Regions from separate parts of the Homo sapiens genome. Here region 1 is linked to region 2. Evidence: chromatin loops called from intact Hi-C (ENCODE). Cell type or tissue: ovary. All regions are shown on one strand. Links, peaks and the distances in the headings refer to the core of each region. The heading gives the core; the rest is flanking DNA.

The links. Peaks named below come from ENCODE experiments on the same cell type or tissue, not always from the same donor. Only the 100,000 strongest peaks of a DNase experiment are listed, where the experiment ranks them.
Region 1: it touches region 2 in a loop (10-fold over the local background); 2 of 110 quality-filtered maps call a loop at or near these places.

Annotation. Positions count from the first base shown.
Region 1 is chr6:19,197,264-19,213,189 of GRCh38, reverse strand. No RefSeq gene overlaps it. Among named protein-coding and RNA genes, the nearest start is that of TRQ-CTG1-1, 370 kb to the right of the region's middle. In ovary, for the core only: no CTCF peak of the experiment used is centred there; a DNase peak (open chromatin) is centred at 7,979.
Region 2 is chr6:20,033,874-20,049,799 of GRCh38, reverse strand. It overlaps the pseudogene RPL29P17. Among named protein-coding and RNA genes, the nearest start is that of MBOAT1, 170 kb to the left of the region's middle. In ovary, for the core only: no CTCF peak of the experiment used is centred there; no DNase peak of the experiment used is centred there.

The DNA of each region.
Region 1 (15,926 bases), core at 4,550-12,549, 840 kb after region 2:
TGAAAGATGCTCAACATTATATATCATCAGGGATTTGCAAATTAAAGCAACAAGAAGATACCAGTACATAACCATAAGAATGTTAAGTGCAAAAAACTAACAATACCAAATGCTGACAAGGATGTGGAGCAATAGGAACTCTCATTCATTGCTGGTGGGGATGAAAAATTATACAGCTACTGTCACTCGTGTCCGTGTAAAGAGACCACCAAACAGGCTTTGTGTGAGCAACAAGGCTGTTTATTTCACCTGGGTGCAGGCGGGCTGAGTCCCAAAACAGAGTCAGCAAAGTGTGGTGGGATTATCATTAGTTCTTATAGGTTTTGGGATAGGAGGTGGAGTTAGGAGTAATGTTTTGCAGGCAGGGGGTGGATCTCACAAAGTACATTCTCAAGGGTGGGGAGAATTACAAACAACCTTCTTAAGGGTGGGGGAGATTACAAAGAACCTTCTTAAGGGTGGGGGAGATTACAAAGTACATTGATCAGCTAGGGTGGGGCAGAAACAAATCACAATGGTGGAATGTCATCAATTAAGGCTATTTTCACTTCTTTTGTGGATCTTCAGTTGCTTCAGGCCATCTGGATGTATATGTGCAGGTCACAGGGGATATGATGGCTTAGCTTGGGCTCAGAGGCCTGACAGCTACTTTGGAAAATAGTTTGGCAGTCTTATAAAACTAAACATTGTCTTCCCATAAGATTCAACAATTGAGCTCCTTGGTATTTGCCTAAATGAGCTGAAAGCTGTCCACATAAAGTTTGCACATAACTGTTTATGGCAGTTTTATTCATAATTGTTCAAATTTGGAAGCAACCAAGATGTACCCCAGTAGGCAAGTAGGTAAATAACTGTGCTACATCCAAACAATAGAAATTTATTCAATGACTTAAAAAGAAATAAACTATCAAGCCATGACATGGGTAACATTAAATACATATTTTTAAGTGAAAAAAGTCAATCTTAACTATATGACATTATGAAAAAGGCAAAACTATGGAAGCATTAAAGAGATTTGTGGTTGTCATCATTTTGGGGGAAAGGTAAGAGAGACAGAATAGGTAGAATACAGACAATTTTCAGGACAGTAAAACTATCTTTCAGGACACTGTGATGGTGGGTATTTGGCATTGTGCATATGTCAAAAATGTTATAGAACTTTACAACACAAAGATTGAAACTTAATACAGGCAAATGAAAACAAAAATATCATTTAGGAGATCATGGGATCCCAGGAATGAATGAAGACTGACAACAGAATGCAACTGTGTTACAAGTGTATGAAACAGCCTCACTGAAAGGAGTGGGAGAAAAGGTGCTACCCTAAGTAACTGGAAATGAATAGAGTTTGTAAGACTTAAGAAAAAAGGAACTGGACAATATGAGGAGTAGCCTGCTCTACCATGGACTTCCCACAGACACTTGAGCTGGCATGAAGAGCTGCTTTGAGAGGTGGTACTCTAGCCTTTGTAGTACTCTAGCCTTTGTAGAGCCCAGACGGTTTGGTACAGAAATGTCTGCAGTGGAGCACTAGAGTGGACCAGGTATGCCCAGCCCCCAAGTCCTGCCATGTTCCTCCAGGAGACTTTGGCCAGAGGGAGACTGTTGGACCTGGACAGAGCAGGGCGGTCTTGCCCATGTAATGGAACCAATTTCATCTGAGTGTCCTCCTGGCTTCTGGCCTCTCCCAAGGCCCCAGCCAGGCCACACCCGCTGGCAAATGACGCCTAACTAGGGTGCTTCCTGGAGACCCTCATGATAGCTCTTTCACCAGCAGGTGGCGCCTGACCATTAGAGAGCTCCAGCAGAGCAGCACCCCCTCCCCATCCTCCCCCGCACAGTGTGCCCAACCCCACCCCCAGTGCAGACTCTTATACTGCTTAGCTGGCACGCACTCACCCATAACCCCCTCTCCCTGCCATGGCTTTGCTGGTGTGTGCACACAGATGAGCCTAGCATTCCCTCCCTTGCTGGTGTATATGAATGTACACAACCCAACACTGCTGCCAGCGTGACCACAATTCACTGTCCTCCCAACCCCCAAAACGTTGCTATTCAGCCATACTGCCATTGCTACCATAAACACGTGCATTGACAATGGTGATACACACAAACACACGCACAGTCACGCCACTGGCACTAACGAGTTCATGCACACCAGCAGCTCCACCTCACCACCGGTGCAAATGTGCACACAGATGCCAGCAGCTATGCCCCCACACCTGTGCCAACACTACCACCAGCATGAATGTGTGCATGGACACCAGAAATTCCTCCCAACCTCCATGCCACCACTGCAGTCATGTGCGTGGATACCAGTGGCCCTGCTCCCCCAGCACTGCCACCACTAATGGTGCAAACACATGAATGCTGGCAACTCCACCACCCCCCTCCCCCAGCAGTGTGAATGCACACACAGAGCTGGCAGATGTGGGGCAGCACCCCACCACTGCCAGGGCAACTGCAAGCATGGACACTGACAACCATGCCCCCACCTGTGCTCCACTGACAGCATCCGCACATGCAGGAAAGCTGCAGCCCCATTTCCACCAGTACCCCACCTGTATCAGTCTGTTCTCACATTGCTATAAAGAACTACCTGAGACTGGGTAATTTATAAAGAAAAGAAGTTTAATTGACTCACAGTTCTGCAGGCTGCACAGGAAGCATGGCTGGAAAGGTCTCAGGAGACTTATAATCACAGAGGAAGGCAAAGGGGAAGGAGTCATGTCTTACATGGCTGGAGAAGAAGGAAGAGAGAGAAGGGAGGTGCTACACATTTCTAAACAAACCCATCTTATGAGAACTCATTCACTCTCACAAGAATAGCAAGGGAAGTTGGCCTCCAGGATCCAATCACCTTCCACCAGGCCCCTCCTCCAACACTGGGGATTACAATTGAACATGAGATTTGGGTGGGGTCACAAAATCCAAGCCATATCACCACCCCAGCCAATGTGCATGCACCCCGCTTTGCTGCCACAGCTGCTGGCATACATCAGCGAACATGGATCCTGCTGCCACCACCCCAAAGAAGTCCTTTGGCCAGCAAAATGGCAGCACCTAAGCCCCTCCAGTGCAGTAGGTTCCTAACCTCCAGGAGCTAGAGAACAAAGCCAGGGGCTCAGTACCAGCTCCCCAGAGTTAGAGCACACACATCAGGAGTGCTGAGCTGTGCCCTGGAGCCCTAAAATCTTCCAGAAATGAACCCAGTCAACTGAACCTACCTTATACCACAATCAAACCCCCAAGATAATCAAAGATGATAAAGAAAAAAAAAAGTCAATCCATTCAGAGGAGAACAACTTCAAAGATGGGAGGAATATCACCTCACACAGATGAGAAAGAGCTAGCACAAGAACTCTGGCAACTCAAAAAGCCAGTGTCTTCTTACCTCCAAATAACTGTACTAGTTAACCAGCAATGATTTTTAACCAGACCAAAATGGCTGAAATGACAGAAATAGAATTGAGAATATGGATAGGAACAAAGACCACTGAAATCCAGGAGAAAGTTGAAACCCTATCCAAGGAATTTAAGAAATACAATAAAAATGATTTAAGAGATAAAAGAAAAAAATGGCCATTTTAGGAAAGAACAAAATGTATCTGACTGAACTATAAAAAACTCACTTCAAGAATTTCAGAGTACAATTGCAAGTATTAACAGCAGAATCGACCAAGCTGAGGAAAGAATCTCAGAGCTGGAAGACTGGTTCTTTGAAACAACTCATTAGGATTAAAAATAAATAAAGACAAATAAGAGAAATATGAGATTACATAAAGATACCAAATCTATGACTCACTGGTGTTCTTGAAAGAAAGGGAGAGAAAGCAAACAACTTGGAAAATATATTTGAGGATATCATTCATGAAAACTTCCCCAACCTAGCTAAAGAGCTTCCACACAGCAAAAGAAACCATCAACAGAGTGAACAGACAACCTACAGAATGGGAGGAAATATTCGCAAACTATGCTTCCAACAAAGGTCTAATATCCAGAACCTATAAGGAACTTTAACAAATCAACAAGCAAAAAACAACCCCATTAAAAAGTGGGTAAAGGACATGAACAGATAGTTTTCAAAAGAAAAGACACATGCAGCCAACAAACATATGAGAAAAATCTCAGTATCACTCATCGTTTGAGAAACATAAATCAAAGCTACAATGAGATACCATCTCACACCAGTCAGAATGGCTATTATCAAAAAGTCAAAAAATTACAGTTTCTGGTGAGGTTGCAAAGAAAAGGGAATGCTTATACACTGTTGGTGGGAATGTAAATTAGGTCAGCCATTGAGGAAAGCATTTTGGTGATTTCTTAACTCAAAACGGAATTACCATCCAATCCAGCAATCCTATTACTGGGTATATACCTAAAGGAATATAAATTATTCTACCATAACAACACATGCATGCCTATGTTCATCACAGCACTATTCAAAATAGCGAGTATGTGGAATCAACCTAAATTCCCATGAACAGTAGCCTGGTTGAAGAAAACATGGTACATATACTCCATGGAATACTACACAGCCATAAAAAGGAAAAAGATCATGTCCTTTGCAGAAACATTGATGCAGCTGGAGGCTATTATCCTAAGCGAACTAACACAGAAGCAGACAACCAAATATCACATGTTCTCACTTAGGAGTAGGAGCTAAACATCAAGTACACATGGACACAAAGAAGGGAACAACAGACACTGAGGCCTACTTGAGGGTGGAGCATGGGAGAAGGGTGAGAAGGGTGAGAATTGGAAAACTACCTACTAAGTATTATGCTTATTACCTCGGTTACAAAATAATCTGTACACCAAACTCCCATAACATGCAATTTACCTTTACAACAAACCTGCACACATACCTCTGAACCTAAAATAAAACTTAAAAAACATTATAGATTTACTAAAGAGAACAAATAGATTGAAATGCAGACTTCCGTATAGAGAAAATATTTGCCAATGAAAGATCACTTGACTATCCGTTATTTGGCAAGTTAACAGAGACTTTTATAAATGCAAATATGTAGTGCAAATAAAGGTATGAGGATACGGGCATCCTACATATTTTTCTTTGGAGTATACAGTAGTATATTTTGCTAAGCATCTTGGAGCTATATATTAAAAATTCAAAATTTCCTGTTTTCTCTAACAAAGGTTTATACAAAGAAATGAACAGTTGTTCTCATCTTATAAAAAACTGGAAACAATCTAAATATCCCCAAATAAAGAAATGGTTAAATGGTTTTTAGAATATTCATAATTTAGGGTGTTGAACAGCTGTTAAAATAGTATTTAGATTTTCTAAAACTCACTTTGTTTCTAATAAATAATATTTCCTCATTATAAAGAATTTAAGCAATTCAGGAAAAAGCTACAAATTTCCAAACCTCCCTCTACCCCACCATTAAGCCAAAACAAAACAGACTTTTAGGCATTATTCCAGGTATATAGATAGGCAAATAGACAAAAACAAACAAACAAACAAAAAACAAAGAAGATAACTAGATGCCTATTGGCATTATTTTTTATGTTTCTTTTTAAAAATAATTTCAACTTTCAATTATGCAGATATATGTACAAGCTTGTTACATAAGTATATTGTGTGACACTGGGGTTTGGGGTACAAATGGTCCCATCACCCACATAGTGAGCACAGTACCCAATAGGTAGTTTTTCAGCCGCTGTCCCCATCTGTCTCCACCATTCCCTACCCGTGTAGTCACCGGTGTTTATTGTTTTCATCTTTATGTTCATGTGTACCCAATGTTTAGCTCCCACTTATAAGTGAGAACATGTGATATTTGGTGTTTTTCTTCCTGTGTTAATTTGCTTAGGATAATGGCCTCCACCTGAATCCATATTGCTGGAAATGACATAATTTCATTCTATTTTACCGCTGTGTAGCATTCTATAGCATATATGTACCACATTTGCTTTATCCAATCCATTGTTGGCGGGCAAGCACCAGAGTATAATTTTCTTTTCTTTTCTATTTTTTTTTTTTTTTAGATGAGGTCTGACTTTGTCACCCAGGCAAGAGTCCCATGGCACAATCACAGCCCACTGCAGCCTTGACCTTCTGGGCTCAGATGATGTTCCCACCTCAGGTTCCCAAGTAGCTGGGACTACAGGCATGTACCACCACTCCTGGCTAAATTTTTTGAATATTTGTATGGACAGGGTTTTGCCATGTTGCCCAGACTGGTCCCAGTCTTATGGGCTCAAGTGATCCACCCACCTAAGCCTCCCAAAGTGCTGGGATTACAGGCATGAGCCACCGTGCCCGGGCATATTTTTGAAAAATGTTATTTTTGAAAAGTGACAGTACCAAGTGTTGGCCAGGATGCAGAGCAACTGGAATTCTGATATGTTGTACAAAATTGTACAAACACCTTGAGAAACAGTTCAGCAGTTTCTCAGTGAGTTAATTAACCAATACACATTTATTGTACAACCAGAAAACCCATTTAAAGGTGTTTATCAAAAAGAGGTAGAAATAAATAGATGTTTACACATAAACCAATGTGTGAATGTTCACAGCAACTTTTTTCATTGCCAAAAATCGGGAAGCAACCCAAATGTCCCTCAGATGGTAAGTGGATAGGTAGACAAATTATGGCATATCCATACAATGGAATAATATTTTGCAACAACAAAAAATCAAACGTGCATGCGGTAACTCAGGTGAATATCAAAAAAAGCACAGTGCTAAGTAAGGAAATTAGACTCAAATGCACAATATAATTATGTTTATATGACATCCAATAAAAGACAAAGCTATAAGGACAGAAAACTTCTCAGTGGTTTTCCAGCAGGATCAGGTTAGAGTGAGGATTGACTACAAAGGGGCCTTAGAAAAATTTCTGGAGTGATGGAAATATTTTATGTCTTTATCGTGGTGATAATTAAATGATGTTATTTGACAAACCCATAGAATTATATTTACCTAAAAACAAATTTTACTGTATGTAAGTTATACCCAATGAAACAAAGACAACAAAATATCAATGTACTATTTTGTTACTTAAAAAAATTATATAGTAAGTATTGAGAGAGAAGGCACTGAGAGTGGATGGAGGGAAGACACAGAAGCTGGGCTGATGGGAGAAAGCTGGCAAACCTGCATGGGGTTATTGCACACAGGGACTTGTTCCTGTCCCCCAGTGGCTCCTGGGAAATGGGTGTGTTGAACCGGCAAGGAGCAACCTGCTCCTGCCAGAGTCCTCTGGAACCCTGGCAGGAGGAGATCCCTCAACCACCACAAATACTCTTGTTGGCATGGACAGCTGCTTAGAAAAGTGGTAGGGGCAGCAAGCCAGCTGACATGAAGCCCAGAGATTCGGTGATGGAGCATCTATAGCAGAGCATGGCCAGAGATGGCCATCTCCCTAGGCTCAACTTGGTCCCACAGGAGACTTTAGCCCTAGGGAATCTGTTGGACCTGAACTCTTTGTTCTTGCCCAGCAGAGAGGGGCCAGTCCAACCTGAGCACCCTTTGGTCCGCTGGCTTCTCCCAGGTCCCCAGCCTGGCTATGCATGCTTGGAGGACAGTTTTGGATACCCTGGGAACTTACACCATAGCTTCCACTCTGGCAGACCATGCTTGACTGGTGGAGAGCTCCAGTGGGGCGGCCCTTGCAACCGCGCACCAGCCCACATGCCCCCTGTCCATACTGCAGCTTCTTCCTGGGACCAAGGAAACTTTCCACATTGCTTTGCTGGAGCATGTCTGCAGGCAAGTTTTGCATTCTTTGCCCTGACAGCAAGCGGTAATGAAGTCTGCCCCACCTCTCTCTGCCGACTGCCATTGCTGACAAAGCCTTGACAGGCACAGAGCCGGCCAGCCTTGCCCCAGCCAGTGCTCTGCCCTTGTGCTAACACTGTGCAGAGAACAGCAGATCCTCCACCGCCCCCAAGCAACCACTCCTGCTTGTGGGGCACAGAAAAAGCACCCAGACCTGCACTCACCAGTGTCCTGCCTACAAGCCAACACCACCTCCAGCATGACCATGCGCACAGTCACCAGGAGGAGCTCCCTCAACCCCCACCTAGCTGAGTGGCCTCCACCACTGTGGTGAATGCCTGCAGGGAGGCAGGTACCCTGGCACCCACTAGCAGTCTACCGCAGCTGATGCTGTGAGGATGAATTCCACTGTCACCGCACTACAAAATGCTTTGTCTGACACTGCCCTATGGGAGTGTAGTGACCAGTGGCCCAGAAGCACCTTGGGCCTGCCAGCACAGTGGATTTCTAACCTCAAGGAGCCAGAGGACAAAGTCATGGCCAAATACAAGTCCCTCAGATTTAGAACTTGCAGTCCAGAAGTTGGGAGCTGCGTGTTGGCCCCCTAAAATCTTCCAGAAAAAAAGCCATTTGGCAGAATCCACTTTATACCATAATCAAACCCTGAAGGTCATCAAATAAGATAAAAGAAAAAATTCCAAAGGTCAGCATCCTCAAAGATTGAAGGTAGATACACTCATAAACATAAGAAAGAATCAGTGCAAGAACCCTGACAACTCAAAAAGCCAGAGTGCCCTCTTTCTTTCAGATGACCACATTACCTCTCCAGCAAGGGTTCTAAACCAGGTTGAGATGGCTGAAAATAGAATTCAGAATATGGAGAGGAGCAATTGAGCTACAGAAGTACTCAATCCAAGCCAGCTAAAAACCAATCCAAGCAAGCTAAAAATTATGATAAAACAATGCATGAGCTGACAGACAAAATAGACAGTATAGAAAAGAACATAACTGACAGGACAGAGCTGAAAAACACACTACAAGAAGTTTAAAATGCATTCACAAGTATTAATAGCACAATAGACCAAATGGAGGAAAGAATCTCAGAGCTTGAAGACTGCCTTTCTGAAATAAGACTGCCAGACAAAAACAGGGAAACAAGAATGAAAAGGAAAAAATAAAACCTCTGAGAAATATAGGATTTTGTAAAGAGACCAAATCTACAACTCACTGGTGTCCCTGAAAGAGTTAGGGAGAATGGAACCAACTTGGAAAACATATTTCAGGATATCACCCATGAGAACTTCTCCAATCTAGCTAGAGAGGCCAACATTCAAATTCAGAAAATACAGAGAAACCTAGTAAGATACTCATGAGAAGATTATCCCCAAGACACATCATCATCAGATTCTCCAAGGTTGAAGTGAAATAAAAAATGTTAAAGGCAGCTTGAGAGAAAGGTCAAGTCACCTACAAAGGGAAGCCCATCAGACTAACAGTGGAACTCTCAGTAGAAACCCTACAAGCCAAAGAGATCAGGGGCCAACATTCAATATTCTTAAAGAAAAGAATTTCCAACACAGAATTTCATATCTTGCCAAACTAAGCCTCATAAGTGAAGGAGAAATAAGATCTTTTTCAGACAAGCAAATGCTGAGGGAATATGTTACCACCAGACCTGCCTTATGAAAGTTCCTGAAGGAAGAACTAAATATGGAAAGGAAAGACCATTCATCACTGGCCACTACAAAAACACAGCAAAGTACACAGACGAGTGACACTATGAAGTAATCACTAAACAACTGTGAAAAATATCCAGCTAATATCATAATGACAGGATCAAATCCATACATGTCAGTACTAACCTTGAATGTAAATAGGCTACATGACCCGATAAGAGACATAAAGTCGCATGTTGGATAAAGAACCAAGACCCATTCATATGCTGTCTTCAAGAGATTCATCTCACATGCAATGACACACATAGGTTCAAAATAAAGAGATGGAGAAAAATCTACCAAATAAATGGAAAACAGAAAAAAGCAGGGGTTGCAATTCTAGTTTCAGACAAAACAGACTTCAAACCAACAAAGATAAAAAAAGACAAAGAAGGGCATTACATAATGGTAAAGGGTTCAATTCAGGAAGGCCTAACTATCCTAAATATATATGCACCCAACACAGGAGCACTCAGATTCATAAAGCAAGTTCTTAGAGACCTTCAAAGAGACTTAGACTGCTCTGTAATACTAGTAGGAGACTTTAACACCCCACTGACAATTTTAGACAAATCATTAAGACAGAAAATTGACAAAGATATTCAGGGCCTGAACTCAGCACTGAATCAAATAGACTTGATAGACATCTACTAAACTCTCCACCCAAAAACAACAGAATATACATTCTTCTCATCACCACATGGCACATACTTTAAATTTGATCACATAATTAAATTTAAAACACTCCTTAGCAAATGCAAAATAACTGACATCATAACAAACAATTTCTCAGACAACAGTGCAATGAAATTAGAAATCAAGTCTAATAAATTCACTCCTAGCCATACGATTACATGGAAATCAATATGGTTTGGCTGTGTCCCCACCCAAATCTCATTTTGAATTGTAGCTCCCATAATTCCCACATGTTGTGGAAGGGACCTGGTGGGAAATAATTGAATCATGGGGATGGTTTCCTCCATACTGTTCTCATAATAGTGAATAACTTAAATGAGATCTGGTGGTTATATAAGGGGTTCCCCCTTTCACTTGGCTCTCATTCTCTCTTGCCTGCCACCATGTAATACATGCTTTTCACCTTCTGCCATGATTGTAATGCCTCCCCAGCCATGTGGAACTCTGAGTTCATTAAACCTCTTTTTCTTTATAAATTACTCAGTCTCATGTATGCCTTTATCAGCAGTGTGAAAACAGACTAATACAGTAAATTGGTACCAGCAGAGTGGGGCATTGCTGCAAAGATACACAAAAATGTAGAAGTGACTTTGGAACTGGATAACAGACAGAGGTTGGAACAGTTTGGAGGGCTCAGAAGATAGAAAAATGTGGAAAAGTTTGGAACTTCCTAGACTTGTTGAGTGGCTTTGACCAAAATGCTGATAGTGATATGGACAACAAGATTCAGGCTGAGGTAGTCTCAGATAGGTATGAGGAACTTGTTGGGAACTGGAGTAAAGGTCAGTCTTGCTATATAAAGAGACTGGTGACATTTTGCCCCTGCCCTAGAGATCTGTGGAATTTTGAACTTGAGAGAAATGATTTAGGGTATCTGGTGGGAGAAATTTCTCAGCAGCCAAGTGAGCAAGAGGAAGCAGAGCATAAAATGTTTGAAAAATTTGCAGCCCAATGATGTGATAGGAAAGAAAACCCCATATTCTGGGGAGAAATTCAAGCTGGCTGCAGGAATTTGTGTAAGTAATGAGAAGCCAAATATTAATTGTCAAGACAATGGGGAAAATGTCTCCAGGGCATGTCAGAGGCCTTCATGGCCGCCCTTCCCATCATGGGCCCAGAGGCATAGGAGGGAAAAATGGGCCATGGCTTCAGAGGGTGCAAGCCCAAAGCCTTGGGAGCTTCCAGGTGGTGTTGAGCCTGTGGGTGCACAGAAATCAAGAATTGAGGTTTGGAAACCTCCACCTAGATTTTAGAGGATGTATGAAAATACCTGGATGTCCAGGCAGAATTTTGCTACAGGGGTAGGACCATTAAAGATAACCTCTCCTAGGGCAGTGCAGAAGGGACATGTGGGGTTGAAGCCCCCACGCAGAGTCCCCACTGGGGGACTGCATAGTGGAGCTGTGAGAAGAGGGCTACTATCCTCCAGCCCCCAAAATGGTAGATCCACCAACAGCTTGAACCATGTGCCTGGAAAAGCTGCAGACACCTAACACCAGTCTATGAAAGCAGCCAGGAGGGAGGCTGTACCTTGCAAAGTTACAGGGGCAGAGCTGCCCAAGATCATGAGGTTCCACATCTTGCAGTAACCATAACCTGTATGTGAGACACAGAGCCAAAGGAGATCACTTTGGAACTTTAACATTTGATTGCCTCATTGAATTTCGGACTTGCATGGGGCCTTTAGCCCCTTCATTTTGGCCAATTTCTCCCATTTGAAATGGGAGTATTTATCCAATGCCTGTACCTCCATTGTATTTAGGAAGTAACTAACTTGCTTTTGATTTTACAGGCTCATAGGCGGAAGGCACTTGCCTTGTCTCAGATGAGACTTTGGACTGTGGACTTTTGAGTTAATGCTGAAATGAGTTAAGATTTGGAGAACTGTTGGGAAGGCATGATTGGTTTTGACATGTGAGGACATGAGATTTGGGAGGGGCAAGGGGGTGGAATGATATGATTTGGCTGTGTTCCCACCCAAATCTCATCTTGAATTGTAGCCCACATAATTCCCACATGTTATGGGAGGGACCTGGTGGGAGATAATTAAATCATGGGAGTGGTTTCCCACATATTGTTATCGTGGTAGTGAATAAGTCTCGTGAGATCTGATGGTTTTATAAGGGGTTTCCCCTTTCACTTGGCTCGCATACTGTCTTGCCTGCCACCATGTAAGATGTACCTTTCACCTTCTGCCATGATTCTAAGGCCTCCCCAGCCGTGTGGAACTGTGAGTCCATGAAACCTCTTTTTCTTTATAAATTACCCAGTCTTGGGTATGTCTTTATGAGCAGCATGAAAATGGACTAATACAGAAATCGAACAAGCTGCTCCTGAATAATTTTTGGGTAAATAATAAAATAAAGGTGGAAATCAAGAAGTTCTTTGAAATTAAGGGCAACAAAGATACAGCATATGAGAATCTCTGGGAGACAGCTAAGTCAGTGTTAAGAGGGAAATTTATAGCACTAAATGCCCACATCAGAAAGTTAGAAAGATCCCAAGTTAACAACCTAATATCACAACTAAAAGAACTACACAACCAAGAGCAAACAGATCCCAAAGCTAGCAAAAGACGAGAAATAATCAAAATTAAAGCTAAACTGAAGGAGATTGAGAATCAAAACACTATTCAAGAGATCAAGAAATGCAGAAGCTGTTCTTTTAAAAAAAATTACTAAAATAGATAGACCACTAGCTAGACTGAAAAAGAAGGAAATACAAGATTTTCAAATAAACACAATCAGAACTGATAAAGAGGATATTATCACTGACCTCACAGAAATAGAAAACAACCATCACATAATATTATAAACACCTCTATGTACATAAACTAGAAAATCTACAAGAAATTGATAAATTCCTGGACATACACACCCTCCCAAGACTGAACCAGGAAGAAATTTAATCCCTGAAGATACCAATAATGAGCTCTGAAATTGAGTCAGTAGTAAATAACCTGCCAATAAAAAATGCCCTGGACCAGATGGATTCATAGCCAAATTCCACCAGATGTACAAAGAAGAGCTGGTACCATTCCTGCTGAAACTATTCCAAAAAAGTGAGGAGGAAGAACTCCTCCCTACCTGATTCTATGAGGCCAGCATCATCCTGATACCAAAACCTGGCAGAGACACAACAAAAAAATAAAACTACAGGTTGATATCCTTGAGGGACATCAGTGCAAAAATTCTTAACAAAATATTCACAGACTGAATTCAGTAGCACATCAAAAAGCTTATCTACCATGATCAAGTAGGCTTTATCCCTGGGTTGTAAGGTTGGTTCAAAATATCCCCCTTAATAAATATGATTCAACATGTAAACAGAACTAAAGACACCAGATGATTATTTCAATAGACGCAGAAAAGGCTTTCAATAAAACTCAAAACTGCTTTATGTTAAAATTTCTCAATAAACTAGATATTAAAGGAACATATCTCAAAATAATCAGAGCCATCTATGACAAACCCACAGCCAATATCATATGGAATGGGCAAAAGCTGGAAGCATTCCCTTTGAAAACTGGCACAAGACAAGGATGCCCTCTCTCACCACTCCTATTCAACCTAGTATTGGAAGTCCTGGCCAGGGAAATCAGGCAACAGAAAGAAAGAAAGGGCATCCAGGTAGGAAGAAAGGAAGTCAAATGATCCCTCTTTGCAGATGGTGTGATCCTATATGTAGAAAATCCCATAGTCTTAGCCCAAAAGCTCCTTAAGCTGATAAACAACTTCAGCAAAGTCTCAGGATGCAAAATCAATGTGCAGGACACTGGCATTCCTATACACTAACAATAGTCAAGCCATGAGCCAGATCAGGAACACAATCACAGTCACAATTGTCCCCTAAAAAAATACTAAGGAATACAGCTAACCAAGGAAAACTAGAAAAAACAGTTTCAAAATTCTTATAGAACCAAAAAAGAGTCCAAATATCCAGGGCAATTCTAAGCAAAAAGAGCAAAGCTGGAAGCATCATGATACCCAGCCTCAAACTATATTACAGGGCTACAGTAATCAAAGCAGCATGGTACTGGAGCAAAAGCAGACACATAGACCAATGGAACAGACTAGAGAACCCAGAAATAATGCTGCACACTTACAACTATCTGATCTTCAACAAACGTGACAAAAACAAGCAATGGGGAAGGATTCCCTATTCAATAAATGGTGCTAGGATAACTGGCTAGCCATATACAGAAGATTGCAACTGGACTCCTTTTCTTACAACATATACTAAAATTAATTCAAGGTGGATTATAAAGACTTAAATGTAAAACCCACAGCTATAAAAATCCTGGAAAACAACCTAGACAATACCATTCTGAACATAGGAATAGGCAAAGATTTCATGATCAAGAAACCAAAAGCAACTCCAACACAGGCAAAAATTGACAAATGGGATCTAATTAAACTAAAGAGCTGCTGTACAGCAAAGGGAACTGTCAACAGAATGAACAGGCAAACTACAGAATGAGAGAAAAATTTTGCAAATTATGCATCTGACAAAGGTCTAATATCCAGTATCTATAAAGAATTTAAACAGATTTACAAAAACAACCCCATTAAAAAGTAGGCAAAGGACATGAACAGACACTTCTCAAAAGAAGACATATATGGGGCCAACAATCATGAAAAAAAACTCAACATCACTGATCATTAGAGCAATGCAAATCATCAAAACCACATGGAGATACCTCTGACACCAGTCAGAATGACTATTTTTTTTTTCTTTTTTTTTTTCCTTTTGAGATGAAGTCTCGCTCTTGTCGTCCAGGCTGGAGTGCAATGGTGCAATCTCAGCTCACTGCAACCTCCGCCTCCCAGGTTCAAGTCATTCTCCTGCGTCAGCTTCCTGAGTAGCTGGGATTACAGGTGCCTGCCACCACGTCCAGCTAATTTTTGTATTTTTAGTAGGGACGGGGTTTCACCATGTTGGTCAGGCTGGTCTCGAACTCCTGACCTCATGGTCTGCCTGCCTTGGCCTCCGAAAGTGCTGGGATTACAGGCGTGAGCCACTGTGCCCAGCCCAGAATGACTGTTATTTAAAAAGTGAAAAAATAACAGATGTGGCAAGGTTGTAGATTAAAACTTTTATACACTGTTGGTAAGAGTCTAAATTAGTCCAGTCATTGTGGAAGACAGTATGGCAGTTCCTCAGAGACCTAAAACAGAAATACCATTTGACTCCGCAATCCCATTACTTGGTATACACCCAAAGGAATATAAATCATTCTAGTATAAAGACACGTGCACACATACGTTCACTGCAGCACTATTCACAATAGCAAAGACATGAAATCAATCTAAATGCCCATCAATGGTAGACTTGATAAAGAAAATATGGTACATATACTCCATGAAATACTATGCAGCCATAAAAAAGATCATGTCCTTTGCAGTAACATGGATGGAGCTGGAGGCCATTATCCTTAGCAAACTAACACAGGAACAGAAAACCAAATACCACATGTTTTCACTTGTAAGTGGGAGCTAAACGATGAGAACACAAGGACACATAGAAGGGAACAACACACACTGGGGCCTACATGAGGGTAGGGGTTGGGAGGAGGGAGACAGTCAGGAAAAATAACTGGTGGATATTAGACTTACCACGTGAGTGATGAAATAATCTTTACAACAAACCCCTATGACACAAGTTTACCTATATAACAAACCTGCACATATACCCCTGAACTTAAGATTAAAGTTAAATAGAAAAATAAAATACTGTATAGTAAGTATAGTATTATATTTAATTTT
Region 2 (15,926 bases), core at 3,352-11,351:
AGAAAAATGAGGCTGGGTATGGTGGCTCACGCCTGTAATCTCAGCATTTTGGGGGGCCGAGGTGGGTGGATCACTTGAGGTCAGGAGTTCGAGACCAGCCTGGCCAATATGGCAAAACCCCGTCTCTACTAAAGATATAAAAATTAGCCAGGCATAGTACGCACCTGTGATCCCAGCTATTTGGGAGGCTGAGGCAGGAGAATCACTTGAACCCAGGAGACAGAGGTTGCAGTGAGCTGAGATCACGCCACTGCACTCCAGCCTGGGTGACAGAGTGAGACTTTGTCTCAGAAAAAAAAAAAAAAAAGAAAAAGAAAAAAAAAGAAAGCAAAAATAAGGAAATGTGGTATTTTTTGTACTCTCTGTGCTGGTGAATGGTCATTGATTGGCTACATTCTGTCTGGTCTTTGCACGTTTCAGGAGGTCCCATCACAAATGAAATCCATGCTGCTCCACTTTGACAGGTTTGATGTTGTGTCATGAGCATGCTCAGTGGACAACCTTGTGTGACCCTAAGGACCAAAGAATTACCTAACACTTATAATCCATATTCTACATTCTTAATACAGAAGGATTTCTTATTGCATTGCAAAGTCTAGGTCAGACGAAAGCAGCAGGTTGAACTTGTTCCAGGTAATAGGTTTCTTAGTGGCTGAGCAGCCTGCACACATGAAGGTAGGATATACAGAGAGCAAGAAGCAGAACAAGTGGGTGAACAATGGTTTGGATTGTGAAATTATGTTAAACTTTCCATTAGATCGCCTGGTTTGGGAGTGAGCCTTCATTCATTATTCATTAGTACCTACTGATTTTATACCGCATTCTAATGGTTGCCCATGTGGCCCTGAACTAGATAGAAATTGTGTATTTCAAAATAGCAATGAGTAAATTTCAAATATCGCACCAGAAAGAATAAGTGAAGCGATGGATGTGTTAATTCGCTTGATTTAATCTTTACACATTGTATACATATATCAAAATATCACACTGTACCTTACAAATGGATACAATTATGATTTGTCAATTAAAAATATGAATAAAAAAGAAATTGCTACAATGAGAACTATTGCTATTTATTACCTTAAAATGCCGAGTGTTGATCTTAGGAATTTAAACACAATGGCAGCAGCTCTCTCTCTCCTACCTGGAGGTTTTCTGTACACAGCAGATGATTGTCACTACATGTACAGAAGGTCTGAAGACTCTTCCTTTGGAAGACTTTAACATTGTAGGCATGAATGGGGAAATCGTAGGGGCACAGTGAGACCTTGTTAAGGAGGGGGCTTCCTGTTCACGTCTTTCTTTACTAAGAAAATTTAGGAGATACATGATGGAGAATAGTACACATGGTCTGTAGCACACACATTTAGGTCACATGCCTTCCTCTGCCTTATTTATCCATTCAGGAGGATATGCACTTGTCCTGACAACCCCCTCACTTCCACCCCAGTAATGGTAATAATCGAACTTATAATACATAACAAAATAAAAATAACTTACCAAAGCACTAAACAATCTTACTCCCTGGTCATTAGGTCACCAGCTAAACACACTTGCTTGGTTGGCTTTTTTTTTTGAAACAGGGTTTCATTCTGTTGCCCAGGCTGGAGTGCAGTGGCACAAACATGGCTCATCGCAGCCTCAGTCCCCTGAGCTCAGGTGATCCTCCCACCACAGCCTCCTGAATAGCTAGGATACAGGCAAATGCCACCATTGCTAATTAAAAAAAATTTGTAGTAACAGAGGTCTCTCTATGTTGCTCTGGCTCATACCAAACTCCCGGCCTCAAGCAATCCTCCTACTTCAGCCTCCCAAAGTTCTGGGATTACAACAAGCATGAGCCACCATGGCCAGCCTGGTTCACCATTTCAAAAAATTTTTACTAATTTGTCTTTTCTGAAATAGAAGATACAAATCTGCACCTTCTACACTATGCTTTGACTATGTGAATTAATAAGCCAGAGTCTAGGAAATGAAACAAACACCACCATTCACAAAACATGATTCTAAATGCAGAAAAAAACAAATGATCCCATTTGAGGGTGAGGAAAGGCTATGTGTATGAATTAAGTGACCTTTATGTACCAGGCACTTCATATATGTTATTTCATTTATGAGCCAGGCTCTAGTGTAACCATCTTACAGATACAGAAATGGAGTCTTAGAGAGGTTAACATATTGTTTAGGGTCTCGTATAGGCAGTTCCGTGGAACTGAAATTTTAAATGTGGTCTATTTGTAGCTAAATTCATACTCGTTGCATTCTACCACATTGCTTTCTAGACTTAGAAACTGAAACGGGGAGCAGAGTTGCTGCAGAAAGAAGGGGTTTGAGAAATCTGGGACCGTAGGATTTTATAGAACTGGTGAAGAAATGGAACCTACGAAGTAACTGGCCAATTACTTGATCATGTTGTGAGACAGAGATATGATAGCTTATCCTAAATCATGGTCTAAATTGTTGCGTTTAGATTAAAGCGTTTGAGAAATCCACAAAAGGGTTAAAGTGCAATCACTTTCTATTGCTTTATTTAAGTCATAGAAAAGATTAACATGTAGTAAGCTGAACTGAAATGACATGGGCAAAGCGAATAAGAAGTAATTTTGCATTTAACAGATTTCCTTCTTATTCCTTCACTCACTCCAGATGGAGGGTAATGTAAACTTCATATCATAGGAAGAAATGCCTATTGATCGATTAAACATCAATAATGGTGCTCTGTCTCCATCTGAGTATATGAAAGTGACTGTTTTCAAAATTAACCCCTTTCTGGGTCCTACACATGTTATCACGATGCATCCTGAATTTTGGAAGCCAGACTGCCCACAGCTGTGCAATTATGTAAAGTGGGCTATTTTCCAGCCATCATTTGCATGCAATGGTAAAAAGCTACTTTTATAGTTTAGTTTAGATACAACACACATTGGAATACTGTTATTGACTTCATTTCTTCGAGCACACATGATGCTTCCTAATTATTGGGGACTTTCCTTTTTACGGCACAATAAACAGATTTTCTCTGAGTGCAAGTTCACTATGCAAGGGTTGCCCACATAGTGGAAATAAAAATCTTTAACTTAAGATGTTTATTTCTTAGCTAGGCAGTCTTTCTGGCCTGATAAGAAATACCTGTATATCCTTCCCTGCAGTCAGAGTGAACACTAAAAGAGGGATTTGTATCTACTTTGTTTTATTTTTTTAAAATCTGAATAGCAGCCTTTCTAGAGTGTACAATCCTTCATTTAGTTTGTGAATTTAGAGCATGAGAATTGCTGTTGGTTTAGACCTGCAATTCATCTCACCCAGAGCTCTGTCCTTGACAGGGGTCCTAGGTACAGACCTAATGACTAGATCTGGTTGTCTTGGACATCAATCTGAAAAGCCTAGTGATATAATCCAATATATGCATTGTTTTCATTCAGCAACAACTTATTACTACCATGACTGAGGCATTGTTATCCACTGCAGAGGACACAGAAAATGTATGGGACCCAATCACCACCTTTAGAATTTAGTGGGGAAAGTAAAATCTGCATACATAGATCTAGGTACAAAGTAGACAATAATAATCGCTGAGAGAGAGGGCAGATTACTGCAGGAGGATTTAAACAACAGAGATAATTAATATTAGGGCATATATTAGGAGTGCATTGTGCATGAATTTATCTAAATACTTCGTGAACATTTTTCTTACCATTTCTAAACTAGAACTTTTTTTTTTATTGATACATGGTGCATGGGATGACATGTCATAAGTTAACCTATCTTCAAAGATTTAGGAATAGTTTTATTTCTTCGAAAAGTTTCCAGTTTCATCCCCCTTGTTCTTGTAATGACATTACTTAACAGAATCTAATATATAGTTAGGTGCTGACTAATTACAGATTTCTAATAGGTCAGCATTCAGGACTTCCATAGCTATGAATCAAAAGTAGATTAGTGTGAAAAGAGGCACCTCTAGGTTAGCAAGATATATGATTTAATAGGTAGGATAAAATATTGGGTGCTATTTCCAATTCTGCCACTTGTTCACTGGATAGTCACTTAACTGCTCTATATTTTAGTTTTCATAGCAATAAAATGCAGATAATAAGATTTCAGCACCATTATAGAAAATTAATGGTAGAAAAGGTCTTTAGAATCCTAATATTTTTTTAAAAAAACATCATTCCATCATTGTTCAGGTATAATACACAGGAAGAGAAGTTAAAGTACCCCTAAAGTAACATTATGAACATTTTACACATGCATAAAAATATTTTTTAAAATGTTATAACTTGTGTCTTGTCATTGCTCTGTTATTTAATTCATGTCATCCTTATCCTTTTTGAAATATTTCATTTCCTTGGAAAGAAAATTAATATTAAGATTTTAAAAAATGCCCTCTGGACATTCCTCTTTCTGTGGGCCCCGGTTTCTGTTGGCCAGTGATGCCATTTACACCTAGATTTACCTTTATGTCAGGGGAGAAGACCTGCTCTTCATGAAAGCTCTGCAGCCTTCATGGTGGACAGATCTCTTTCTGAAGGTGACCTGCTTTCAGCACTGCTGGGGACTCCTGAGATGAAATCAGTTTCAAGAGCTCTCTGGCTTTGAAGTGAGTTTTGTGGTGATGTCTTTTTTTTTGCCCTTCCAGTTCATGCTTGTGGCACAAAGCAAACTTTATGAGTCCACTCAAATTGGCAGTGAGTAGGAAAAAGAATCTACCAAGCAAATGCCTGTAAGCTGTAGTACCTCAGGGATTCTAATCCATGCTTGCTTGACTGGTGAGTGCTTCTACTTCAAGAGAAAAAACAAATTCTCCTGACAAACTACTTGGATACTGTTTCCCGGGAGTTAAAAGAACAAAACCTGAGAGGTAGCATTGGTTCCTCTGGATGGATCCCCAACCAACTTCAGTGTTGGCTAATAACTTTAGCTTTCTTTCTTTCTTTTTTTTTTGTTTTTTTGTTTTTGGGTTCCGTCAAGAACATAGAGGCTACTGGACTGTACCACCCCTAGGCCTGGGCAAGAGGAGCTTCTGCCCTGTGCCCTGATCTTCAGAGAGCATCATTCTGGCCTCATAGCTGAGCTCCTTCATACAGGGCAAGGGGTGTGTGAATCTAAGGGGGACATGTCCACCCAGAACCACATTTCCTTTTCTACATTATGCTATGAGTACCCAGAACCTCAGAATTCCTTGCACAGATTGCCATGAGCCTGTTTATAGGTCCTCCATGAACTTCTTCCAGAATCTTTTCCCCCAAGGATGGCTGAACCCACTGTGGATGCATCTCTAAGCTCAAGGGGTGGCCAAGGAGTGGCTATTTCCAGGGGGATGTGGCCTGAGTCTGGGCTTGCAGGCTTGGGTGTCTACATGTGTCCTTGTAGGTCTCTCGTGGTATATTGTGGGGCCAGAAGTAGGAAGACAAGAGAATTGGATCATGGGCTGGGGTGGCTCTCTTAGGTCTCTATATTCTAGCATAGAACTCCGAGGAGTCCAAAACTCGAAATAAAGTTGGCTTCCCAAATTTTAAAGAAGGTATATCTGTCAAGATAGGCATTTTCTATTGAACATACATATCTAACATATTTTAACTACTTTTTGCTTGACTGATAAATTTTAAATATTTGGATATAGACATGTGAGTATCTATTTATACTTTCACCCTGGGCTCAGAAAAAGGGAGGAATGGAATACTGCCAGATATGCACTTCCTTCCTGCTCCTCACATCCTATCATAGGGAGGTCTGAACTCTTCCTTCACCAGTCTCAGAGGATAAGGTTCCTCTTCCAAGTTTTAAAGACCACCCCTTGATTCCAACCCCTCATATCATTCTATATCTTGTGTCACAAATTGTTCCCTTTTTCTATTAGATTTCCTTATCTTATTAATAAGACAGGTCTCTCACACCAGTAAGAATGACTATTATTAAAAAGTCAAAAAATAACAGAGGCTGGCAAGGTTGCTGAGAAAAGTAGATGGTTATACACTGTTGATGGGAGTGCACATTAGTTCAACCATTGTGGAAATCAGTATGGTAATTTCTCAAAGAGCTAAAAACAGAACTACCAGTTGACCTAGCAATCCCATTACTGGGTATATACCCAAAGGAATGGAAATTATTCTATCATAAAGACACATGCACATGCGTGTTCATTGCAGCACTATTCACAACAGCAAAGACATGGAATCAACCTAAATGCCTATCAATGGTAGACTGGATAAAGAAAATGTGGTACATATACACCAAGAAATACTATGCAGCAATAGAAAAGAATGAGTCCATGTCCTTTGCAGGGACATGGTTGGAGCTGGAGGCCATTATCCTTAGCAAACTAATGCAGGAAGAGAAAACCAAATACTGCATGGTCTCACTTAAAAGTAGGAGCTAAATGAGGAGAACACATGGATACAAAAAGAGGAACAACAGACACGGGGGCTTACCTGAGGGTGGAGGGTGGGAGGAGGGAGAGGAGCAGAAAAGATAACTATTGGGCACTAAGCTTAGTACCTGGGTGATGAAATAATCTGTACAACAAATTCCCATGGCATGAGTTTACCTATATAACAAACCTGCACTATTGAGTCAGTACCTCCTACAGGTCTCTCTTCCTTTCAGTCTTGGCTCAATATTATCTGTCTTTATATTTCTACCAGAATAATTTATCTAAAACAAAAATCTGATCAAGTCATTCTCCTTTAAAATCATTGATAGTTACAGCATAAATACGAAGTTATTTAATATAGTATACACAGCCCTCTGTGATCTGCCCACTGTTTATCTTTTCCTTTCTGTCCCTTCTCACAACTTGTGTTAAAGTTATATTCAACTTCTGGTTCTAGGTGCTTCAGGAGCTGTGGCTTAAGGTGCAGACATGGCCAAGTCCAAGAACCACACCACACACAACCAGTCCCGAAAATGGCACAGAAATGTCATCAAGAAACCCCTATCACAAAGATACAAATCTCTTAAGGGGGTGGACCCCAAGTTCCTGGGGAACATGTGCTTTACCAAGAAGCACAAGAAGAAGGGCCTAAAGAAGATGCAGGCCGACAGTGCCAAGGCCGTGAGTACATGTGCCAAGGCTATCGAGGCCCTCGTAAAGCCCAAAGAGGTTAAGCCCAAGATCCCAAAGGGTGTCAGCTGTGAGCTCAATTGACTTGCCTACATTGCCTACCCCAAATTTTGGACGTGTGCTTGTGCCTGCATTGCCAAAGGGCTCAGGCTGTGCCAGCCAAAGGCCAAGGCCCAGGACCAAACCAAGGCCCAGGTCCAAATCAAGGCCCAGGCTGCAGCTCCAGCTTCAGTTCCAACTCAGGCTCCCAAAGGTGCCCAGGCCCCTACAAAGGCTTCAGGGTAGAGATCTCTGTCTGCCAATATGAGGACAGAAGGACTGGGGTGACCCCCTGGGCTGCCGTCTGCATGGGGCTGGTGTCCTCCTGTGCTATTTGTACAAATAAACCTGAGGCAGGATTCGTTTTAAAAAAAGTTATATTCCAATAATGTTGCCCTCTTATGCAACCCTCCTCCTCAAAACGGACACTTACCTAGCTGCCTCACATAAATGAGCCTTTTTTCTTCTTCTTCAATTTCTTGTCTGCCTGAAATACTTTTATTAACTGCCACTCCTCCTAAATTCTGGTCCCAAATTGCCTCCTTTATGAAACCTATCCTGCTTCACCACTCCCAAAAACTCAGCTAGAGCCCCCAATTCTGGGATCTCATTGTACCCTTTGAATGCCTGTATCACTATACTTACTACATTGTATTGAAAAAAACATATTTATGGATAATTCCTCTCTCTATTCTTAGCAACTCAAGAATTTGGAGTCTGTCCGATTTGTCTTGATACCTCAGCACAGAAGGTATTTAATATGTTGAGTAGCATCACCCCACTCTCCAGTGTATTATAACGTTTACATTCTTTGTTGTACAGAGAAGTTCTGGCTTTAGCAATAGAGGGAAGCTATTCCTCTTCACTTCTTCCTCACCGAATGACTCTAACTAGCACCAAGAAACCCAGTTCTCTAACCATGAAGATTGGACCCAGTGATTCAGTTGCACGGGCACAGCAAAATTCCCTGACCTCAAAGCAGTGTTTATATACAGACAGACTGGCTGATAATTAACAAACTGAAGGGCTGTGGGCTTTTTTGAGTTCAAGGGTATAAAGTATGTGAGGGTGATGGGTAGGCAAGAAACCAAGCAGCAGTCATTCTGCATATGAACATGGTGTGGCAGTACCTGGCACGACACCTGGGGAGGTATATTGGCATTGTTCCTGAAGCTTGGAAATCTGGTATGTTATGTGTGTCCCTCAGCAACAGATGGTATTTTGGGGGAGCTTATATTTGAAGATGATAGTTTACTAATACCTTACAATCATTAAATGCCTGAATTAGATGCATCTTATGTGCATGTAGATTTGCTCTGTGGACTTAAGATGAAATCCCTCCAGTCCTTAGTTGTATTAGTCTTCTACCACAGTTGAGATAAGAGCAAGGGTGGAAAAGGAGTAAAGGTTTCGTCTGCACTTAGCATGAAATCCAAAGTCCTTCACATGGCCAAGAAAGGCTTGCAAAATCTCTCTCCCATCACCTTGTTCCACAACCCTTCCATTTCTTGCTCCTTCATCCTTAGTCAACTGTGATTCCACCACAGTGGTTTTGTTTTGTTTTGTTTTGTTTTGTTTAACTCTTTGTCATTCCTCCCACTGAATTAGGGCAGGGCTTGTGACCGAGTCGACCAAAAGAATATGGTGGAGGTACCACTGTGCCAGTTCCGTGCTTTGCCATTAAAAAGACTAGTAGCTTCCATCACATCCCCATGGGAACACAGCCTCCATGCTGGAGGAAGCACAAGCAGCCATGTGGAGAGGCCACATGAAGGAGAATCAAGGCCCCTGATATCTTAAGTCACATCGTGGGGGCTGATAATTAGTCAGCAATAGACACTTAGAAGGTCCTCACACCTCCCAAGTTCTTTTCTGTCTCTGGGCCCTGGAACAGGTCCTTTCTCTTCATGAATAATTCTTCCTTTCGTGTTTGCTGTGACATGCCTGCTCATTTTCATTTTTGTCACCTCTCCACAACAGTTGATCCTAAAAACAACCTATCAAAGCTGGCTTTCTATTTTAATCTCTGACTTGTCACTTACTTTTTGACCTTGGGCAAGTTACCCAATCTCTCTGAACCTTAGTTATCCTTATCATTAAAATGGGAGTATTGATAATACCTACCTCCCAGGCCTGTGGATGGGATGAAATGAAATAATGCAAGCAAAGTACTTAGTGCAAGGCCTAGCATGTAGTAGGCACCTCATAATCATAAACAGTGTGGTTGATCTCAGCCTGAGAGAGAATCATATCTGGAATCTTCTTTATGCGTATTGCGGGGGAAGAGAAGTGGGTGGTTCTGAAAACATTTGTTATCCTCGGATGAGAACAGCTAAGCGCCATCTATATTGATGGTCTTCAGGCCCTCAAGTGGCTTTGAGACTGGAGATGAACATGGCTCTTCTTATTAAAAGACCCAGGTCTGGCGTGGGGTTATAATTTTACCATTATAGCCCTGGTCATCTCCTTCTATTTGCACGGTTCTTGTCCTACACTGAACAGGAGAGCCCAGGGAAGCTAATGATCCTCATTTGTATCAGTTAGGGTCTCAACCTGCTCTGAAATGATCTTCATTAGGCTTGTAAGCTGTATTTATTTTCATTACTCTTGTGCTTGCAGGACCGTTTGCTGCTGCCTTTTTCTGTACATTTCTCCCTGCAGAGCTCTTCCGCTGTGTGAGAAATGCATCTTATCTCTTCCTGTGCCTTTCATTCTGTTTTTTTTGTTTGTTTGTTTGTTTTTTGTTTTTTTGAGAGGTAGTCTCGCTCTGTCACCCAGGCTAGAGTGCAGTGGTGCGATCTTGGCTCACTGCAAGCTCCACCTCCTGGGTTCACACCATTCTCCTGCCTCAGCCTCCTGCGTAGCTGGAACTACAGGCGCCCACCACCACGCCCGGCTAATTTTTTGTATTTTTAGTAGAGATTGGGTTTCACAGTGTTAGCCAGGATGGTCTCGATCTCCTGACCTCATGATCCGCCCACCTCGGCCTCCCAAAGTGCTGGGATTACAGGCGTGAGCCACTGCTCCCGGCCTCATTCTGTTTTTATAGAACACATGGCTGTCCTTATCACTTACATACACGTACTCCCTAGAGCCACATCTGGCCTTAGGATGTTTGGGCCAGAACACCTGTGAGGTCCCTCTACCTCTGAGGGTGCCCTGCCCACTGTCTTCCACCCATTTTAGTGCATCATCGCAGCAGTCAGCTTCCCATAATTGTTGAAGATTTCAACCTTTAAGCAGCTCTGTTCTATGGGATGAACACCCAAGCCTACCACAGTCGAGGTAGAGAGAAAATATTTGATTGGAAAAAGGTAAGTTTCCCCTTTTTAGAGCCATCAGACAACTAATAAACAGTCATGAATGTCTTCTAATTTCTCCGTGTGTGTGCAGTCTTTGGCAAAAGAGACATCAACTCAATATGATTAAAAATTAAGGGCACAGTGGCCTTGGAGCTCTGGCTTCACCGGTAGAAAAGAAGAAGTTTGGGATCTAGATGGTGTGTGTTCAGGCTAGGAAAGTTGAGATTCTCCCAGAACCTGGTTAGGAGCACTTACATTAGCATTTCCCATCTCACAGGAAGGTCTCTGTGCTCCTGCTGATCACAAATGGCCCGCTGAGAGCAGCAGCATCACAGAGAACCGCTGAGCAGGAAACAGAACTCTCCTTCCAGGTGCCATTGTGAAATACCAAACACATTTGGTATTTACTACAGCCCTCGCTCCCACGTGGTCTTCTCACAGTAACAAGTGTAATTCTGCTAGTAACTGTTTTGGTAAATGAGTCATATTGTAGCAATCTTCATGAATCAAAGATAATTATATTTTTACTCAGCTAGCACTGGTTAAGAAAACTCTCTCATTCTTCAATTAGTTGTCTTTTCACTGTCGTATTTATCTAGAGGCCCTTCCACATAATTTCAACCTAGTTCCTTGCTCCCTTTTCCCTATCAGTTAATGCCTTTTTGATTTGCATGCCTCCCCACATTATTGTGTATGTTCTTTATCATTGTTCTTTTTATATATATATATACATTCGTAGGAAACCACTGTGGTGGATTAAACAAGGCTTGCCTGGAGGGGACAGAGATAACAGTATCCATAGCTGGGAGAGTTATTTATAAACCATGACATTAGGTTTTCATTCTACAAAGAGGTTATTGTTCACATCTCATCTGCCTTCTACTAACTTAAAATCTTACTCAGAATGACCATGGGGTTGAAATTGAATTGCCATTTATTACTGTTTTTGAGTGTAGGTACCAGAAATTTTGTCAAGAGCTTTAAACGTTTAGTTCCTGACAGGTCACAATGACTTCATAATTAGTGTTTATTTTCTTCATTTAACGGATGAGCAAAACTGAAGCTTAGAGGTTAAAGAATTTGCCCAAGGTCACACAGCTGTGACACAACTATTAGAACCTAGTTCTAATTCTAGCATCTCTTATGTACTGCCTACCTCATAATCTTCTTGTCTTAGTTCATTTGTGCTGCTGTAACAAAATATCTCAGACTGGGTAATTTATAATTGGTATGTTAATTTCTCACTGTTCTGGAGGCTGGGAAGTCCAAGATCACGACGCTGGTGGTCTCTGTGTCTGGTGAGGGTTGACTCTCTTCTAAGATAGTGTGTTTTTAACATCTTCACATGGCAGAAGGGCAAAAAGGGACCCATATAAAGCCTCTTTTATGAGAGCCTTAATTCCATTCATGAGTGAGGAGTCCTCATGACCTAGTTGCCTCCTAAAGGTCCCGCCTCTTAATACAACTGCAATGGGGATTACATTTCCACCTGTATTTTGGAGGGACACAAACATTCCAACGATAGCACTACTCCTACTTACCCAGCATAGTACACTGGGACTTGAAAGTCATTTTTCTGCTCTTGCCCTGTTTCAAGGTGGACACAGAATCATCAGACTTCAGATCTTCATCTCTGGAGTCAGCCGTGGTCTGTTCCAGGCCATATTGCTGGGGGACAGACAGAGGCAGAGGCAGGACCAGGCCTCCCCAGCCTCCATGTCTTCATCCACACTTCTTTTCCTGAATGTGCCTGGGGACTCTGCAAAATGTGATTTCAGGTCAATTTGTCTCTGAGGCCTTTAAACTCATATCTTGTGCCCTACTCTCTTCTCCATGGTCCTCGCCTTTCTAAAAGCCACCCATGGCAGGCCACACTGTCTGGAGATTCCAATGTGTTTGACCTGGGGTGGGACCCAGACATCAGGTGGTTCCATTGTTTAGCTCAAGCAGTGCTTCTCAAACTTCAGCGAGCACAGAAATCACCCGGGTTCTGATTCAGCAGGCCAGGTGGGGTCTGAGAGTTTGCATTTCTAACAAGCTCACAGGGGCTGTGAGGCCTGAGAGATTCAAACTCGGTTTTCTGCAGTGTGGCCCAGGCATCAGCATTTTTACTCCCCCTCACCACCCAATGATGTTAATAAGTGGCCCAAGTTGGGAACCCCTCTTGTGGACTCTCCACTTCTGTGTCTCTCCATCAGAAACTGTTGTCCGATGTGTTATATTTCCAGGGCAAAACATGAACCCCCAGAGTCAGGAGGATTTTTCTGGGTATCCATTCTCTTTAGATTCCTACACCCAACATTGATTCCTATCTAAGACTTGCCTTTTCACCAGACCTTGATCAATGCATGGCTCCAAAAGGCTCAACTGTTTACCTGCTAGGTGACCTTGGGCAAATCTGCCCACCATGCTGGACCTCAGTTTCCTCATTGTCAGTAAGACAGAGTTGAAACAAATGCTAATAATTTCTCTCAGGTACTCTGGGTTATACCAGAACAGGGCACCATCCTTCTCCCAGGGAAGATTCATGATTGTTGCCGCTTTGGGAAGGTGGGGGTGTGAGGCTGTTAGAGCTCATTGCGTGGATGGGAGGACAGGTTGGAGGAGGAGGTGGTGGCTGCCGGCTGGGCCTCCCTTCCAGCTGGGGATCCTTCACCCCGTCACACAGCCAGCTTGGAAATAGACCAAGGAAAGCCTCAAAGCCACTCCCAGGACAATCACTTGGACCTCAAGGAATATCTGCCATGGAATATTACAGCAGAAAAAGACCTGTCAGCTCCTCAGTCATTCTCCAAGGTGATATGAACATGAGGGCATCTGCAAAGAAGCCTCTTTACTCGCTTCTGCATCTGGGAGCCGCCCTGGCTGCATCAATTCCTCCCCTTGAAACCAGCAAGCCGGTGGATGGATGTGACTGCATGGCTTTCCAGGGAATTCGCTGAGTATCTTTCATGTCAGTGATATCTGTGAGAAACAGGAAACTGTTTTCCCATCTCATTCACATAATAGATAAGATGAGAAATTAGCTGCTGGATGAGCAACCTGGGGGCTGTTCATTTTGTCACAATAAATAAGGCTCTGCTCATGCTGGCGCTGCCTACTAGCACATTTCCTGGTGCACGTGTGCATGCGGCACTTTCTCATTTCAGAGCCTCCCAGCCTCATCCTCACTGATGGCTCCTGTTCTGTTTTTTTTCCCCTCTGACCCTGCTAAAGGTTTCCCCAACCCAGAGACCTCTGAATCTGTGGAGTTTTGTGGCCACTTAAAGCTTTGCCTCTGAGCAACCACAGGGACCCCCTTCCCCAAAACACCTTCCCCACACCTCTACCCTATGATGATCTGCAACCTTGCACCTTAGGTGCAGTTCAGGCACCAGCTCAGTGTCGGCATCACCAGGTGCCTGTTAGAAACACAGACCCTGCGGCCCTGGCTCAGACTTCCCGAATCAGAATCAACATTTTAACAAGGTTTCCAGGTTGATTCATTCCTGCACAATTAAAGTTTGAAGAGTGCAAAGCTCTGGTCTAAAAGAGCTAACATGGATTTTGTAATGCTCTGATGAGGCACTGGAGAGCGAGCATTTTGCCTGACATTTGGGACTTCTGGTGCCACCCCACCTCCAAGCCATTGTCTCAGTACACACTGTGATCAGCCAGGTGACTGCTCTGGGCTTCCAACACACCAGGAAAATGAAGGGGCAGTGACTGAGTCTGTGGATGTGGCAAGGGACGTTGTGACTAGTGTCCGTGTCCATAAATGCCCTGATGTTTTAGGAGGGAAGGCACTCCGATCTGTTCTCACAGAGGAGGAGGGGATAGGGATTTGCTTTAAGGTTCCACTTCCCCCTGACTTCTTTAATAATGTGCTTAATGCTGTAAGAAACTGACGGGGTCTAGGATGTGAAGAAAATGAGAACTTGGATTAACGTGATATTCAAGTTAAAGGTGAGGGTTTCTTGCTGCATGCAAATATTAAAGATAAATATTGTGTCAGTTTCTGAGGGCTACCACAACAAGGTGGCACCAACTGGCTGGTACTGTGTGGCTTAAATAACAGAAATGTATTGTTTTCTAGTTCTGCAGGCCAGAAGTCCAGGATCAAGGTGTCATCAGGGTTGGTTTTTCCTGGGGCCTCTCCACTTGGCTTTTAGATGCCATCTTCTCCCTGTGTCCTCGTATGGTCTTCTCTCTGTGTGTGTTTCTGTCCTCATCTCTTCTTCTTACAAGGACACCAGTCATACTGGATTAGGGCCCATTTTATTGACTTCATTTTAATTTATTTATTACCTCTTTAAAGAGAAGGGTTGGTTCCTGCTGAAGACTCGGAGAAAGAATCTGTTCCATGCCTCTCTCCTTGCTTCTGCAAAGACCCTATGTCCAAATAAGGTCACATTCTGAAGTATGAGGGGTCAGGACTCTAACAAATTTTTGCTGTGAGGGAGAGGGGCATAGTTTAGTCTGTAACAGACATGAATTTAAGGATTTCACGTGAACTGCACCTGATGTTGCTAAGAGAGGGAACTTTTCTTTCTCCTCCCTCCTTTTGGAAATTCTGGGATCAAGAAAGGGTAGGGGTGGGGGGTGGTCAAGAGCACAGCACACTGGCAACGCAGCTGGAAGAAAAAAGTGTAGCCAAGGCAGGGCTTTGTGGTGGTGGTGTTTAATGTTTAGAAAACTAAAAAAAGGGAAATCAATTATGGGGCCTACCTGAATTTTATTTCCTCACCAAAAACCAAATTACTCAGCAAACTTATCGCTTGCTATTGCAGGCTTTGGTATTAAAGAAAACAATCAGGCGGGCAGGATTAATCTCTGACGGCTGCCTTATCTTTAACTTGCACCTTTGTTGTTTTCTGATGAGCTTCTCCTTTTTTGCTGCCACGTTGTACCATACCTCACTGGTTCCTTTCATTTTATCATCAGGCAAGAGCGGAGGACCTTTCAGTTTATTAAAAAACCTTTATTTGTGAAGAACAAAGAGGGGGGAAAAAGGCAAACAATGAGGTCAGATAATCTCCTTCCTGCCAGGAGTCACTCACCTGTTATTTAGAGTATTATCAGTTAGGGGGAGAACTTGCATTCTGGAAAATGAGGCTCTGACAGGCTACTCGGTTACACACACACACACTCACACACACACCCCCCCCCCCCCGAGATCCTGAGATCTGACTGGCACACATCAACCTCCACGAAAGGTCCTTGACTAACAAAAGATGCAATATTTTATTTCTAAGCTTCCAAAAAAAAGGGCCTTACAAGCCTGCCCCTTTCTATCCCCCAGCCCTCCCCACTTTCTCCTTCAATGTAGCCCCGGCTTCCTGCAAAGAAGAAAGCCCGGGCCATGAGTGGCCACATAACTGTCTCCTATGAGCTGGGAATAACTTAGTTGTCTGTCAGGGGAGCTCTTGTATCTTGGATGCATCTTGCTGTTGAGTTTTGTTTTGGGGATCAGTGGGCAGGCAATGGTTTTTGGTGCATGCTGATTTGTTTAGTACGGCAAGGCATGCGCATGGTTATCTGTTGCA